Linked DNA regions of Homo sapiens: region 2 is linked to region 1. A link is a loop called in an ENCODE intact Hi-C map of the cell type or tissue named here. Cell type or tissue: CD4-positive, alpha-beta T cell. All regions are shown on one strand. Links, peaks and the distances in the headings refer to the core of each region. The heading gives the core; the rest is flanking DNA.

What was found. A loop is a pair of places that touch in the nucleus more often than their neighbours do. Peaks named below come from ENCODE experiments on the same cell type or tissue, not always from the same donor. Only the 100,000 strongest peaks of a DNase experiment are listed, where the experiment ranks them.
Region 2: a loop joins it to region 1, with 4 times the contacts of the local background. A loop is called at or near these places in 7 of 110 quality-filtered maps.

Annotation. Positions count from the first base shown.
Region 1 is chr7:17,751,689-17,760,028 of GRCh38, reverse strand. No RefSeq gene overlaps it. Among named protein-coding and RNA genes, the nearest start is that of SNX13, 180 kb to the left of the region's middle. In CD4-positive, alpha-beta T cell, for the core only: no CTCF peak of the experiment used is centred there; no DNase peak of the experiment used is centred there.
Region 2 is chr7:17,686,380-17,694,719 of GRCh38, reverse strand. No RefSeq gene overlaps it. Among named protein-coding and RNA genes, the nearest start is that of LINC02889, 130 kb to the right of the region's middle. In CD4-positive, alpha-beta T cell, for the core only: no CTCF peak of the experiment used is centred there; a DNase peak (open chromatin) is centred at 4,459.

The sequences.
Region 1 (8,340 bases), core at 87-8,086:
TTTGTTGCATTTGCTTTGGCGGTCTTAGTCATAAATTATTTGCCTAGGCCAATATCTAGGAGAGTTTTTCCTAGGTTTTCTTCTAGAATTCTTTTTTGTCTGTTTGTGAGATAGGGTCCCTCTCTATCACCCAGCCTGGAGTGCAGTGGGGTCATCATGGCTCTTTGCAGCGTCAACCTTCCGGGCTCGACCAATCCTCCCACCACTCACCCAAGTAGCTGGGACTACAGGCATGTGCCACGACACCCAACTAATTTAAAAAAAAAATTTTTTTTTTTTTTTGTAGAAACAAGGGCCTCCCTGTGTCGTCCACACTGGTCTTGAACTCCTGAGCTCGAGCTGTCCTCCCACCTCGGCCTGCCAGAGTGCTGGGATTACAGGCTGAGCCACCGCACCCTGCTCTTTCTGGAATGTTTGTGTCTTTAAGTGTTACGTTTATGTCTTTAATCCATCTTGAGTTAATTTCTGCATATGGTGAGAGATAGGGATCCAGTTTCATTCTTCTGCATGTGGCTATCCAATTTTCCCAGCACCATTTATTGAACAGGGTGTTCTTTCCCCAGTGTTTTTTGTTTGTTTGTTTTTGGCTGCTTTGTCAAAGATAAGTTGGTTGTAGGATTTGGCCTTATTTTTGGGTTTACAGTTCTGTTCCATTGCTCTATGTGTCTACTTTTATGCCAGTACCATACTCTCTGGGTTACTATAGCTTTGTAGTGTAATTTCAAATCAGGTAACGTGATGCTTTCAGATTGGTTATTTTTGCTTAGGATTGCTTTGGCTATTCAGGGAATTGTGTGTTTCCATATAAATTTTAGGGTTTTTTTTTTTCTAATTCTGTGAAAAATGACTTTGATATTTTGATAGGAATTGCATTGAATTTGTAGATTGCTTTGGACTATATGGTCATTTTTACAATATTAATTATTCCAATCCATGAGCATAGAATGTTTTTCCATTTTTTGTGTCATCTGTGATTTCTTTCATCAGTGTTTTGTAGTTCTCTTTGTAGAGATCTTTCACCTCCTTGCTTAAGTATATTCCTAGGGATTCTTTGTTTTGTTTTGTTTTGCAGCTATTGTAAATGGAATTGAGTTCTTGATTTGATTTTCAGCTTAGTTGTTATTGGTGTATAGCAGTGCTACTGATTTATGTATGTTGATTTTGTAACCTGAGACCTTTCTGAATTCATTTATCAAACCTAAGAGTCTTTTGGAGGAATCTTTAGGGTTTTTGAGGTATAAGATTATATCATTGACAGATAGTTTGACTTCCTCTTTTCCGATTTAGATGGCCTTTATTTCTTTCTCTTGCCTGATTGGTCTGTCTAGGACTTCTAGTACTATGTTGAATAAGTGTGGTGAAAGTCAAAGCCTAGATTCTTGACCATGATGTTCTCATATTGTAAGACCTTAGAACATCATGGTCTTAAAACATGGTGCTAGAGAGAGAACCTGTATTAGCTTTTAAAATAGCCTTATAGTCTTAGATCTGCCAGGGAGGGAGCCATTTCTTAATGGTCATGCCTGGCTTCTATGAAAGATTATTCTGACATGATTCTGGTTCGCTATTTCATTAAGGTGTAGTTTCAGGATTCTGAAGCTATTCATTGGTTGCTAAGACTTTGATGAAGCAAACTGATGTGTAGGGCACAGAAAGCTCTGTTCCATTGCAGAGAACATTTACTGGGATATGCTGAGTCCAGATGCTTTGAAACCTGATTATGTTTCACCATCACCTGATGATCTTATTCAAATGCAAATATCTATGCTCCACACCAGACACACTGAGTCAAAAACTGAATATCATAGTCTGGTGATTGTTATCAGCAGGGAAGGATAAGAGCATGGAATCTGGTGATAACTGGTAGGTTTCTGTAAATAGGCAGTGTTAACGAGGGAACTTAGTGAGCAGTGGGCTGCTGTATGCAAGAAGCCGAACCCTGGTCATTGTCTGTAGAGCTCAGAGTGCCTTGCTTTAAGTCTAGGACCACAACACTGGCCGGAGAAGCAATATTTTCATGTAGGGGGATCTGATACATGCTTTGATTACATTGGTAAAAATAATTTGTCCTTTTTGGAGCAACTTAAACAATCAAGAAAAAATATGAAGTTTTAAGTAGAATCATCCCAAACCTTTCCACCAGAGAAAACTGTTGTTTTATACTTTGATTAACATAATCCCAGATATTATTTGACTCTGAGCCTACATACATGTAGAGATAGTCTTATACAATTTTACATAAACGGGATAATACAATCAATACATGATATACTGTAGACTTGCTATCAATATCTTTGGGACTGCCATGTTTTAGGAAGAAAATACTTCATTATTAAAGGAAATAAGCCAGCTCGCTTTTCCTTCTCTACTGTTTCATAACAGCACCATTTTACACGAAGCATAAAAACAACCCCAGTCTTAGAATACATATCTCAAATCAACAGATCACAAAATTTTCGTTGACATTTGTATCATTACTTTTTCCCTCCCTGTACTGCCAGACTAATCTTTTTTAAAAGGGTTAAAATAAATCCTTAATTTGTACTGTAAATTTTTAGCAGTGGTGGAAATATTATGGTCAAAAAATTTTTATTAGTGCTTTCTAGCATGAATCTACACAGGTCCTCAGAAATAAAGATTGTGATGTTTTAGAGTTTATAAATTTTAAGTTAGTTTTTTTATATATAGAAGGACAGAATATTAGTTTTTTGTCAGTGAGCTTTCTTGCAAATCTAAAATTCTGCTAGGGCAAGAATCAACTTATAAGCTATTCTCTCCACTTTGTGGTACTTTTTAGTAAGCATACACTGGGAACATACCCAGTAAATGTTCACTGACAGAAATCCTAGAATTTTTGAAAGTCAGGCTTTGGATCCTGCTAATCATTTTTCCTATCTTCACGAATTTCTACAGACTATTTTCTGCTTTTATGATGGGGGATGTCTACATGAGACTGAAATTCTTTATTCTAACTGGGAAGAAGAGGTAGGTTGATCCAAAAAAGGAATTAGATGGAAAAAATTTTGTTTTGAGACATATCCTAAAAATATTAGTTGATTTTCAAGAGAAATGCTCAACTTGATCTGCATAAACGAGAAAGAATAAATCTTTTTTATTCAAGGTTAAGTGGATTAACTCTTAGTAGGGATTAAGGAAACATCTTGGACAAACGGACAGAAACCTCTTATGCTAAATGGTAGGACATTGAAATATAAAAATATATATTTGACACTTTTCCCACCACATATAACTGCCTATTCCCACTCTTTGTATGAATTCATATTCTTTTTTTAGAGGTGTATTCCTCCCTCTAGAAAATATTAAAATTCTCAGGATATCCATAAATAAGCAAAACACATTTTTACTTTGAAGGGGTTTCACACGTAACTATTCTGCTTGTTACCGCCTCCATCCATGTAATTGGAGACCTTGATAAAAGTGAAAACTGAACTTTCTTTAAAAAGCGTAAAAATACCAATCACTTATTAAAAATTTTTCCCTTTTGTGTGTTCCCAGGAGACCACATTGGCTCACAAGTTCTCCTAACCCATCGCATGCAGTATCTATTTTCTTTGCTTTTTTTGCTGAGCCTGATGGCAATGTCTGGGCATTGGGGTCAGGAAGGAATGAGGGAAATGGTTCTCAGTTTTTGAAGAGTTAGTGTTAGAAGTCCAACTATATATTTGATCATATGCTTTTAGCAATGTTATTTACTGACTAACCGGTTATCATATGAACATAGTGACAGAGGTAAAAAAAAAAAAAAAAACAAAAAAAACAAAACCAAATAGAGAAAATGTAGAAAAAGCATAAATTGACATTAATAGTGCTAGGCATGTCCTACTTTCCGGCCAAAGAACATTGTCAAATGAACTTAAGAGAACCTTTTCATGTTGGCACTCACATGTGGACACCACGACTTAATAAAAACTACTGCTTATGCTGAAAGAATTCTTAAGGTTTTCCTTTGAATGTTACCATCAAGACTTGGGGTGAGAACTCTCAACTTGATCACTCTTCACACAGATGTGAATGCTAGAATACTGAATTCAAGCCCAATTAAGGATTTTCAGTCTTTATGGATGCCCACTTATTTAGAGAGAGATTCTTAATTTTCAGGAAAATGTCAGCCTAAGTTTATATGATCCTCAAAGAGAGGCAAAGGCATTTGCAGAGGCCAATGAATTCCATTCAAAAGGAAAAGGGGGACACATACGGCTAGTTCATATTGCTCAACTAAGGATTTCACTTACATTCTGAAATTATAGCTAAAGGCAGTTAAGTTGCTTAAGGAAATGTGGGGCCCTACTGAGAGAATCAGAAAATGTTAGGAGACTGAAACAAATGGGATTCACCACTTTCCACTTCCATGTGCTAGAATATCAGTAAAATCAGAGTTGCAGAAGCCTAACCAGGAGGTGTGGTAAGAATTACAAAGGGAATAAAGGCTGAAGTTTGAGAACCACCAGGCCACTTTTCATGTGATGCCCCCTAAAGTGACTACCATTAGGTAATAACCTTGCAGAACTCTTATTTAGATCTATTGAAATAGAAAAATTTTCAGAGACCACTGAATAGACTACATTTGCAATTCAAAAAATATAGTATAGTTGAATATGGTGGAAAGATTGTTAAAGAAATTTGCAGTACTGGCTGTCACTAACTAGCCATGTAACCAGGAAATTTAATCTCTATGTCTCATTTACCCTATAAGAAATTACTGTAAAAATAGATGAGAATATAATTATGAAGTATGATACAAATATATTATTACCATTAAAGTTGTGATAACTCTGTGAACCTTAGAGATGGAATCTTTCATAGCCTTCAAGCTTCTTGAGATATTTCAACAGTGTAATTCATTATTAAATCTTAAGTGCAAGATAGGATCTTGTATTAGGCCCTGAATGGAAATACCTTTTTACCATAACTATGAATGCTGTGTATGCTAAACCCCCTAGTCCAAAGGGTGAGAGTCAAAAAGTCACTTGATAAACTGAAATTAGTAGGCTGAACTGAGTGTAGGGGCTGAAAGAAAGCTGCCCTCTGAAGGTGCTGAAAATGAACCAACAACAGACAGATTAATGGGAGAAAAAAAGCCATTTATTTAAGCATAGCACAGGATAATCACAGGAGAATGATTACCCAGCAACCCAACTCTTCTTCATCAGGGAAGGGGAGATTGTAGGAGTAACTGATTTTCAGAGGAAATGAATGAACCCAAAGAATCATGGCCTTGAATGAAGTTCCTCTGAGCACTGGGGGAGGTGGTAGGCAGGTGAGGGACAGAACTTCACTGTGAGCAAAGGTCTTTTATGCAGATAAAACCACCCAGATAATCTCTTGGACCTACCCTCAGAAGAATAGAGGAAAGTTTATTTGAGTGTGGAGATAACTCCCAGTCTCTTCTCTTCTTTGCTGGTTAATCATTCCTGGTTACTTGATGAAATTCCTAGAGAGAGGAGTTTTAAGATGATTACATTTATTTTGGAAAGAAGTTTTCTTAGTCAGATAGGGAAATTCCAGAGAGTCCCTCCTGGTGCTTTGGGAAAGAAGATTAGTGAGAAAGGAAGGCAAGGGAAGGTCAGAGAGACCTTGAGGCTGCTTCTTTAGTTCAGCATGTGAAAGTGCCATATTTGGGGTATTGTTTTCTGAGCCCCAACATGAAGAACCACTCTGTAAGGAAGTACATTTATAGGATCCTGATGCACAATATTGATAGATAGGGCAGGAGTTGCAGTAGAGCAAGATGGTGGAACAGAAGGCGTCACTGATTGTTGCCCCACAAGAATGCCAAGTTAACAACTATCTACACACCAAAAAAGTACCTGTATAAGAATCAAAAATCAAGTGAGCACTCACAGTATCTGGTTTTAACTTCATGTCACTGAAAGAGGCATTGAAGAGGTAGAAAAAAGCCTTGGATCGCCAGTGCCTCTCCTCCTTCATTGCCAGCAGCAGTGGTGTGGTGCAGAGGGTAATTCTGTGCACTGGGGAGAGGGAGAACACAGCAGTTGTGAGGCACAGAACACAGTGCTGCCTTGTTATAGCGGAAAGCAAAACCAGGCCAAACTCAGCTGACACCTGCTTATGTAGGGAGCATTTAAACCAGCCCCAACAAGAGGGGAATCACCAACCCCAGCCATTGGAGCTTGAGTTCCTACACGCCTTGCCACCATGGGCTAAAGTGCTCTGTGGCCCTAAATAACGTTGAATGGCAGTCTGGGTCACAAGGACTGCAACTCCTAGATGAGTTCTGGTGTTGAACTGGCCCCAGAGCCAGTGGACAGAAAGGTCACACAACCCACTGAGACTCCAGCAGGGCAGCTTAGTGAGTGCTGGCATCACCCCTTCCCTAACTGCAGGCTGCACAGCTCACAGCTCCAAAAGAGACCCCTTCCTTCCACTTGAGGAGAGGAGAGAGAAGGGTAGAAAGGACTTTATCTTGCACCTTGAATACCAGCTCAGCCATAGCAGGGTAGGGCACCAGTCAGAGTTGTGAGGGCCCCCTTCCCAGGCCCTAGCTTCCAGATGACATTTCTAAACATGCCCTGGGCCAGAAGGAAACCCATTACCTTGAAGGGAAGGACTCAGTCCTGGCAGGATTCATCACCTGCTAACTGAAGAGCCCTTGCATCCTGAATAACCAGCAGGGACACCCAGGTAGTACACTGTGGGCCTTGGATGAGACTCCGGGGCTTTCTGGCTTCAGATGAGACTCAGCACATTCCCTATAAGGCAAGACTCCTCCCGCAGAAGAAAAGTGCAGGGAAAAGTAAAGGGGACTTTGTCTTGCACCTTAGTTACCAGCTCAGCCACAGGCGGCTAGAGCACCAAGCGAGCTCTTGGGGCCCCATTTGCAGAACTTGGCTCTTGGATGGCATTTCTGTACCTGCCTTAGGCCAGAGGGTAGCCCACTGCCCTGACATGTGAGTCCCAGGCCAGGCAGCATTCACCACAAGCTGACTGAACAGCCCTTGGGCCTTACCGGAACATCAGTGGTAGTGTAGCAATACTTCCCGTGGGCCCTTGGTGGAGGCCCATGGGGTGAGGTTCCTCTGACTTTTTGTTTTGTTTTGAGACGGAGTCTCACTCTGTCGCCCAGGCTAGAGTGCAGTGGTGTGATCTCGGCTCACTGCAAGCTCCGCCTCCCGGGTTCACACCATTCTCCTGCCTCAGCCTCCCGAGTAGCTGGGACTACAGGCGCCCACCACCACGCCCGGCTAATTTTTGTATTTTCAGTAGAGACGGGGTTTCACCGTGTTGGCCAGGATGGTCTCGATCTCCTGACCTTGTGATCCGCCTGCCTTGGCCTCCCAAAGTGCTGGGATTATAGGCATGAGCCACCGCACCCGGCCTGCTCCTCTGACTTTGGAAAGAAAAGAGTGGGGTGTTGGAAGGACTGAATCCTGTGGTTTGAAAGCCAGCTTGGCCACAGTACATTAGAGCACCAGCTAGACTTCTAAGGTTTTTGGCTCTAGTCCCTGGCTCCCAGATGGCACCTCTGGACCCACATAGGGCCTAGGAGAACTCACTGCCCAGAAGGGAAGGCCACAGGCCTGGATGGCTTTGCCACCTGCTGATTGAAGAGCCCCAAGGCCTTAAGTGAACACAGGCAGTAGTTTATGCAAACATTATTGTTATCAGCTTAAAATAATGGGTTATAAGGTAGTATGTGCAAGCCTCATGGTAACCTCAAACCAAAAAATATACAATGGATACACAAAAAATAAACAGCAGGAAACTAAATCATATCACTATAGAAAATCACCTTCACTAAAAGGAAGACAGGAAGGAACGAAGAAAGGAAGAGAAGACCACAAAAAAAAAAAAACAAAAAAAACCCCAGAAAACAAATAACAAAATGGCAGGAGTAAGTCCTTACTTATCAATAATAACACTGAGTGTAAATTGACTAAACTTTCCAAATCACAGAGTAACTGAACAGATTAAAAAAACAAGACCCAGTGATCTGTTGCCTACAGGAAACACACTTCACCTATAAAGACACAGACTGAAAATAAAGGGGTAAAAAAAGGTATTCCATGCACATGGAAATAAAAAAAGAGCAGTAGGAGCTATACTTATATCAGACAAAATAGATTTCAAGACAAAAACTCTGAGACAAAGAAAGTCACTATATAATGATAAAGGGGTCAATTCAGCAAGAAGATATTATAATTTTAAATATACATACACACAACATTGGTTCACCCAGATATATAACGCAAATATTATTAGAGATAGGGTAGAGAAGGGATGAGTCCATCCTGAAGCTAAAGCCACAGCACTGCGTTTGAATTCTGGCAACAGTAGTTTATTGAAGCCACACCACATTGT
Region 2 (8,340 bases), core at 177-8,176, 65 kb after region 1:
AATGTTGGGATTACAGGCGTGAGCCACTGCACCCGGCCAAAATTTTTAATTCCTTAAGAGTAAAAAAGATTTAAATCTTTAAGATTTTAAACATTTTTAATTTCTTAAGGTTAAAAAAGATTTAAATCTTTAAGTTTAAAAAATAAACCCTATTTAAGGAATGGGAATTAGTGTCTGGTTGGTTGCTTTTGTCCAGTTGAAGAATAGCCAGGCACAGGCTCATGCCTGTAATCCCAGCACTTTGGGACACCAAGGCAGGAAAATTGCTTGAGGGCAGGAGTTTGAGACCGGTCTGGACCACATAACAAGACCCCATCTTTACAAAAAAGTTTAAAATTATCTGGGCATGGCAGCGTATGCCTGTAGTCCCAGCTACTTGGGAGACCTATGTGGAAGGATCTCTTGAACCCCAAGAGTTCGAGGCTGCAGAGAACTATGATGACACCATTGCATTGCAGCCTGGGCAAACAGAGCAAGACTCTTAAAAAATTGCAAGTTTCCTCAGTGGAAATAAGTGTCACTTTGAGTGACCAACCATTATTGATGTATAGGCTGATACTATTTTGAAATATTGATATACTTTCTCTTATGTACACCACGGTAGAAAACCTTTCTCAAGTCAACCAAGTACCGTATTACCTTGGTGAGGCTAAGTTTCTAGAGATGTTTAAGAATAATAAAGGATCGGTCCAGCACAGTGGCTCAAGTCTGTAATCCCAGCACTTTGGGAGGCCGAGGCGGGTGGATCACCAGGTCAGGAGATCGAGACCATCCTGGCTAACACGGTGAAACCCTGTCTCTACTAAAAATACAAAAAATTAGCCAGGTGTGGTGGCGGGCGCCTGTAGTCCCAGCTACTTGGGAGGCTGAGGCAGGAGAATGGCGTGAACCCGGGAGGCAGAGCTTGCAGTGAGCCGAGATTGCACCACCGCACTCCAGCCTGGGTGCCAGAGCGAGACTCCGTCTCAAAAAAAAAAAAAAAAAAAGAGTAATAAAGGATCATTGTTCAGCCTTGACAAGACAGGCAATAAGACCAAAATTATTCCCAGAGGCAATAGTTATTAAAGCTAAAGCTTTCTATTTGAAAAAAAAGTTTTTGAGTATGTTTTTGAAAAATTTTACAAATACATAAAAACTTGTAAATGAATGTTCATAGCAGGATTTTTCATCTTATCTAAAAGGTGGAAACAATCTAAATGTCATCCATGGATGGATGGATAAGCACAATGTGGTATGTTCATACAGTGGAATGTTATTTAGCCATCAAAGGCATAAAGTACTGACACGTGCTACAATGGGGGTGAACGTTGAAAACAAAAGTGAAAACAGCCAGATATAAAAGGCCACATTTTGTATGATTCCACTCACATGAAATGTCCAGACAAGGTAAATCCATAGACAAAATATAGATTATTGGTTGCCACAGCTGGGAAAAGGAGGGAATTGAGGTGATTACTAATGGTTAAAGGGTTTCTCTCAGGTAATGAAGAGGTTCTCGAGTTAGTGGATATGGCTGCACAAGTGAATATACTAAAAAAAAAATCGCTGAATTGTACACCTTAAAAGAGTAAACTTTTATGGCAAATGAACTATATTTCAGTAGTGATAACACCAAAACAGCAGCAACAGCTACAACAACAAACTTGAAAAGAGAATATGGGAAGAGTTAGGCTAAAGGTTTCAATGACCTCCTGGGCTGGAAGACTTTTGCACCCCAACTTTGCAGAAGGAGATCAGTTTGAAAGATTGCTCACGTCTTCATGATGAAGCATTGTGAGATCCAAGCCGACTTTGGTGGAGGATTTGTTCTTGAGAGGGAGCAGAGAGGAAACAGCGGAGGTTACTCAGCAACAGGTACCTTCAAATCCCACTTGTATTTGGGACCAGAAAGATCCTTGCTTTTGCTTCAAGGCTTTGCTCAGTCCATCCAAAAATTCCCCACCTTTAAAAGACTGGGCAATTGAAAGTGACCACCTCTGAATTAGAAACAAATGAAATGAGCAGAATAAGGTTCATGGAGCTATAGATGCCAGAGAGCATAGAAGTAGTCTGCAAAGGAAAGTCCTAGATGTCAGCGGGGCCTAGTGTAATCTGCTTGATATCTTCTCCCTACTCTGAGGCATGAGAGGGATGAGACCTATCTCCAGGTTGTCACCTTATAACTTACATTGTGGGAGGCCATTCTTCTGCTGCACTGTTGCTCTTGTGGTCAGTTGTGTTGATGCTATGAGTTCTGCTTCTGGTTTTTCCAAGAACACCACTCCTTTGATCTTAGCCTTCACCCTCTGTAGCTTTGGGGCCTAGTGGAAAGAGATGGCTTTAGAAATCAGAAATACTGATTGTAAAACAACCTCTGCTTATCCGTGATACCTACACTGGAGTCTACCAACCACAGTGTTGCAAATGCATTGTGGTGGTGCTTCAAACTGTGGATCTCTCTAACCCTTGGGGTCATTCAGAAACTGGGTGGCTGAGACTCCCAGGAACAGCACCTTTGGCTGTTAGCTGGCTTGCTCAGGGTGCCTCAGAGGGCAAACCTAGCAGGGTGAGGCCTGCACAATACCAGTTGGTGAGCACTGTTAGCTACATCAGCACTCATGGCTCCCCGTCAACACTGTGCACTGCCAACAGGAGCTCTGACACCAGGATGTCTCCAGCAGCCAGGGACAGGCAGAACCATGCCCATATTGTGGAAATGTGGCCGATGGTTTGTAGGGGGCAGGGAAGGGACATGTTCCCAGTGTCCAGATATGCCCAGAGTTTGGCCAAGGTGTGGACAGTTAGGAGTTGGATGTGGTGCTGGGGGAGGGATTCTGGCTGGGGACTCCTGAGGGCACTGACCCACATGGCAGTCTCCCATTTTTCTCTTCGTATGTATATATATAATAATTCTGTCCCAATTTGGTTGATGCGCTATTTTTATAAGATTCCAATTCATAGGACGATGATTCTTTCTTTTGAGATGGAGTCTCGCTCTTTCACCCGGGCTGGAGTGCAGTGGCACCATCTCGGCCCACTGCAATCTCTGCCTCCCAGGTTCAAACAGTTTTCATACCTCAGCCTCCTGAGTAGCTGGGATTAACAGGCATGTGCCTCCATGCCTGGCTAATTTTTGTATTTTTAGTAGAGATGGGGTTTCACCATGTTGTCCAGGTTGGTCTTGAACTCCTTGGCCCCCAAAGTGCTGGGACTACAGGCGTGATCCACTGCACCCCACCCATAGAAGGATGGTTCTTCTAACAACACCTGCAGCTTTTGCAGATTAGAACTTCATTGTTATCTGGAAATATTTGATATAAAAATTCTATTAAAGCCAAAGTCCATTTGCCTTATTTTGATCAAATTAATATTACTCTTGTCCATGAAAGAAAGGAAGAATTGTACCAAAACATACTGTTCCCAAATGACCAGTTTTGACGTGTGCCCTACTGTCGAAAGGGATGTGAGGAAAGAGAAAGTTCCAGACTTTCTGAGCCTCAATTTTCTCACCTGCAAAATAAACATAATAATTCATAACTAATTTAGGCTAGTGCTCAAGGGTGAATCTATTCTCCTTTCCATGCCCTAAAATATTTAGGTTTTTTGATTAAGACATAAAAAAATTCAGAATTTCATAAAACAGGAATCTGGTAGGAGTTTTTTCAACTAAGTCCTTTTTATTTTATACTTAAGGTAACATGAATTAAGAGCAGGCATTGCTCATAGTGGTTTCTCAGCCTTCTGCTGGTGAAGTTTTCACCTCTTCGTTTTACATGTTGAAACAGTGTAAATCTGTCAACCCTACAATCTTGGGAGGCAGACATGGAGATATCCGCAGGCCAGCTCCAGGTATAGGGTCTGTTTCCTGCTTCCCCCCAGGGTAAGGTGTCCACCTTCTTCCTTTGTACTCAGGTTAATCTACAGTGATGGTATCTTGTTATAAATGCTTCACTTTCTCATTTGGTCCTCCTCTGAGCCATGTGCTTGGTAAAACTATCACAACACAGGACAAAACAAAGACTGAAGCAATCACATACTTTCTACTCCTCCTTTGATTTATTTTATATAAATTATCTCTTGGGACTGGAATGGTCCAAGCCTTGGGATTCTGTGTATTCAGGTCATGTCAAGTTCACTCGTTCCCCATACAAAGGGAGAATTGTCAAATGGCAGAAAGCTAAGAAGCCTTGACCTACAAGGACATACACATACAAGGATTCTGTGACAGACCATCTTGCTGGGAACAACATTGCAGGGTTATGATGAGAATCAAATGTGGTTATATGTATTAGGGGGCTGGAAGAGGCATGCCCTTCTCTGGGCATTGTAACTCTCCCGCCCTGAACCCAGAGGAGAGAAGAGGTTATAGACCACAACGAGAAGCTTGTTTTCCTACCTAAAAAATGGTTCCCTTTTCTGAGGACTACTCAAGCAGAATGGCTGGTGTAATGAGAAGGAATGTTACCACAATGCTGACTCATGGCCTCAGGTCACCCGTCAGAGTGTGCAGCATGAGGACAACCAGACAGATTCAGCCAGAAACACCCACCATGCTAGTGGTGCTCAGGGCCAAGAATAACTCTAGAAAAGACTTGCTAAACCACACGCCCTATTCTGGTCTTTCTACCCTACAGGTGGTTTCATCAGCTCTAGAAACTTACAGTAGTCTCAGGGGACACAGGAGTGGGAGCTTGAGGGAAAGTCTTTCAATGGAGCAAAGTAAGAGTGTTAAAGAATGTAAATATTCCTGCTTAAATCTTGGAATCACACACCAGCAAGAATCACCTTAAGTACATTAATACTTACTAATGCATAAAAGGTTTATTCTAATTTACCCACGTTTCTTCCAAGGAGATAATTTTTTAGGTGTTGACATTGTTCCAAATTAGCCTGGAGCTGTGTTTGTAGTCACTATTTCATCAAGATAAAACAGACGATAATAGTCTCAGTAACCGAATCAAAACTTATCATCTTGAATTTGGATGATGGACAGGAGTTTCATCATGCATGTTAGTGCTATTACCTGCTGGGTAAGGAGTGTGGGCCAAGTGTGTTGTAATTAAGGTGCCAATGACCTTGACTGTTCTGTGAACCAATGTCAACTATAAATTAAATCTATTTGGTGTGTGCTGAAGGTCTTGTTGGGAATTTTTCCTTTCACAGATGGATGACCTTCGTATTTGGCTGTCCTAGGTGCTGAAGGAGCCTCCTATCATTCCTATTGTATCATATAAATTGAAGAGGCATTAATTTTATTCTTCAGTACAAGGTGTAAGGCATATCATGTTTCTTTTATTTATTTACATCAAATTTAACCTAAGTTCCCATTCTGTAAGGTGGGTGGAAATTTCTATTTCTATTTTCTTTACCTCGGCCCCAGGATCTATGAAGACCCTAGCTCCACTCATTGTCCAGAGCATTTAAAGAAAGCCCTGTGGCCGCTTGAGTTTATAGTAATTACTATAGATATTTTATTTATCTTGGCCCACTTGGTTCTTTAAAGGCAAATACCTTGACTTCTTTTAGGCCAAGCTCGAAGATGGGCTTTGACAAGGTAAGATGTCTTGCTAAGCTGTACTGCAGAGATTAGCAAAGGCTTCACTCCCTTCCTGATCCTGAGAGGGAACTGTCAACATTTTTTTTTAAGACTCCTGGGCTCAAGCGATCTTCCCACCTCAGCCTCCTGAATAGCTGGGACTACAGGCTCACACCACTATACCCTGGCTAATAAAAAAAAAAAATTTTTTTTTAGAGATGGTATCACACTACGTTGTCCTCTGTTCCTGGGTGGTCTCAAACTCCTGGCCTCAAGCAATCCTCTTGCATTGGTCAGCCAACCTCGTCAGAAACCATCAATATTGTATATCTCCTTCTGATATGCCCACATCTTCAACTCTAATCCCATTCTTCTATCCGTTTACCTCTCAGAGTATCTGGCATAATTCTCCTGAATGAGCTAAGTTTCCTATGCATAAATATCAAAGAATAGTGAAGATGTGGTAAGGTGGTGGTTGGACATTGATTTTTGGATACCAGGCAATGCAGAATTTAGCCCTGCAACACAAAATCTCTGGGGTAAGGAGAGTAAAGCCTTGGCAATTCTCTTACTGTAAGGAAGAAAAGAGTCTTTTCCAGAAAGATTGGGATAAGAGGTTGGAGAGAGCCTTCTTGGTAGTGCAGGGCCACAGGGCATGTTTAGATACCATTGCAGGGGTGGGAGTGGCAGGTAGGAGTGGGGGAAGCAGGAAGCCCCACCTTTCTGCCTGATCCTTTACCCAAAGCAAAAGTCTTAAGCTGCCGGAAGAGGAGGCAGCAACATTTGCAGCATCTAAGGCAGATACAGACTCATTGCTGCTGAGGAAACGCAAACTCTTTACTCTGGGGGTTACAAAATGCCCTGGGCCAGAATCCTACACTATCACCATTAGGATCTCCCATCACTAGGGGAAGGCAGGAAGACTCACCACAGATACAAAGCAGAGCTTGGCTTTCATGGGAAGGATCATCGGGGACACTCAAATTCTGCTGAAGGGACCTGGAATATGCCAACCAAAGTATGCCTCTTTAGCATATGGATTATTTTGAGCTAAAGGCCATTGAGAACCAGCAGATGCAGGAAAAGCTTTAAAAATGGGGAAAATTGTTCTTTCTGTAAAGGAAATTTACATTTATAAAGAACATCTCTATTTGTAAACCTGTCTCTTTCTCCAGGAGAGGAGGACCAGGAAGAGGAGGACTATACCAACTCTATCCATGGGGAAGGTACTGATGTAAACCTGCATAACGAATCTTACTAAATAACCTTTGTTGACCATGCTTTTCTTGGTCACTCTCCCATAACTTGCCACCTCCCCCCCTCCCTAGAAGGCCCAAACTCCTTTTCCTTTGTTTAGCCTAAGATGGTATATAAGCCTCAATCATCTGGCTACCTCCTAGAGATACATTGTTTTCTCTGTGAACTCCCGTGCATGCGTATTCGTTCATAATTAAAACTTTTTTTTCTCTTGTTAAAAAAAAAAAGAAAGAAAGAGTCCCTATTTAATGAGAGCAAAATTAATTATCCTGTCAATTAACTTGTCATAATTGTAAATGTCACATTGGGTCCATAATCACTGAGAGCAAAAACTAGATGTGACTGAGAAACATAAACTAGGAGGGAAGGCGAACATACTGAGCTCCTATTATATGCTAGATGCTGGGACACATATAGGTGTTTCATGTTTCATTTAATCCTCACAATAGGCCCGCTAGGAAGGCATCATTATTCCCATTTTCAGAGAAGAAATCAGGGACCCAGAAAGATTAAGTGACTTGCTGTGATAGACATCCTTGGCTGCTAATCTCACACACTCCCACCCCTTTCTCCCTTGTCCATCTTCATTGTAGAGACAGGAAGAACTGAAGAGTCACTTTCTCAAACCTCTCTTTTGGCTAGGGGTGGCCCTGGGACACAGTGTTTGGCTATGAGACAAGTAGGAGGGTGATGGGAACTTTTAGGGGAGACTTTGCCCCCCTTTTCCCTTTTCTTCCTGTCTTGAGGATGCCTATTCGTCTTCAGGCAACTTGCACAAGTGTGAGGCTCAGCAGTTGTTTCCCCCAAAGTCCTTAATGCTTTTCTAGTGACGTTCATTGTCTCACATAATTTATTCAGCTGGGAGCAGCCTGCGTACTCCATCTCCTGCCACCATGTCCCAATCCTTCTCATACTTGTGAACCGAGCTCAATTATCGCCTCTTTCCTGGAAACCTTTTCTAGTCTTCCTGAATACAGTGATTATTCTATCTCCTATGTCTCCATGACATGGTATCTATACCTCCTTTATGGTTCTTATGGTCTCCATGTCTGTTTTTCTCTGCTGTCATATAAGGCTTTCTAAGCAGGCCTGTGTATATATTTATACTCCCCAGAAAAGCCTAGCATACATAGTGCCTGAAATATAGTAGCGTTCAACCAATATTTTTTGAGTGAATAAGAGAGAATATTAATTCTCCAAGGTCAGATTTGACTTTGCAGACTACCAAGAAGAGGACAGGAGACTCCTACATGCTGGTCCTAACATAGTGAAGTCTGTTGAGTGAATGCCAGGCACTGCTATCCTCCAGATGTGGGTTATACGAGATAACTTATTGTCTTTTGCATAAGCCACTATTTTGGGGGGTATTGCGTGATTTACAGCTAAAAGTCTGCTTTCTCCTGATACACTCCCCAAGGCCATGGAACTGTCTCTAAAATCCAGCGTAGCATACAGATGACACAATTCAACATCTGAACATTTAGACAGTACTAAACTACCTATAAGTGGGCATAGAATATCTGAAAAAGATATTTGAAAAAGTTTTGAAAAAGGCTGGTGAACAGATT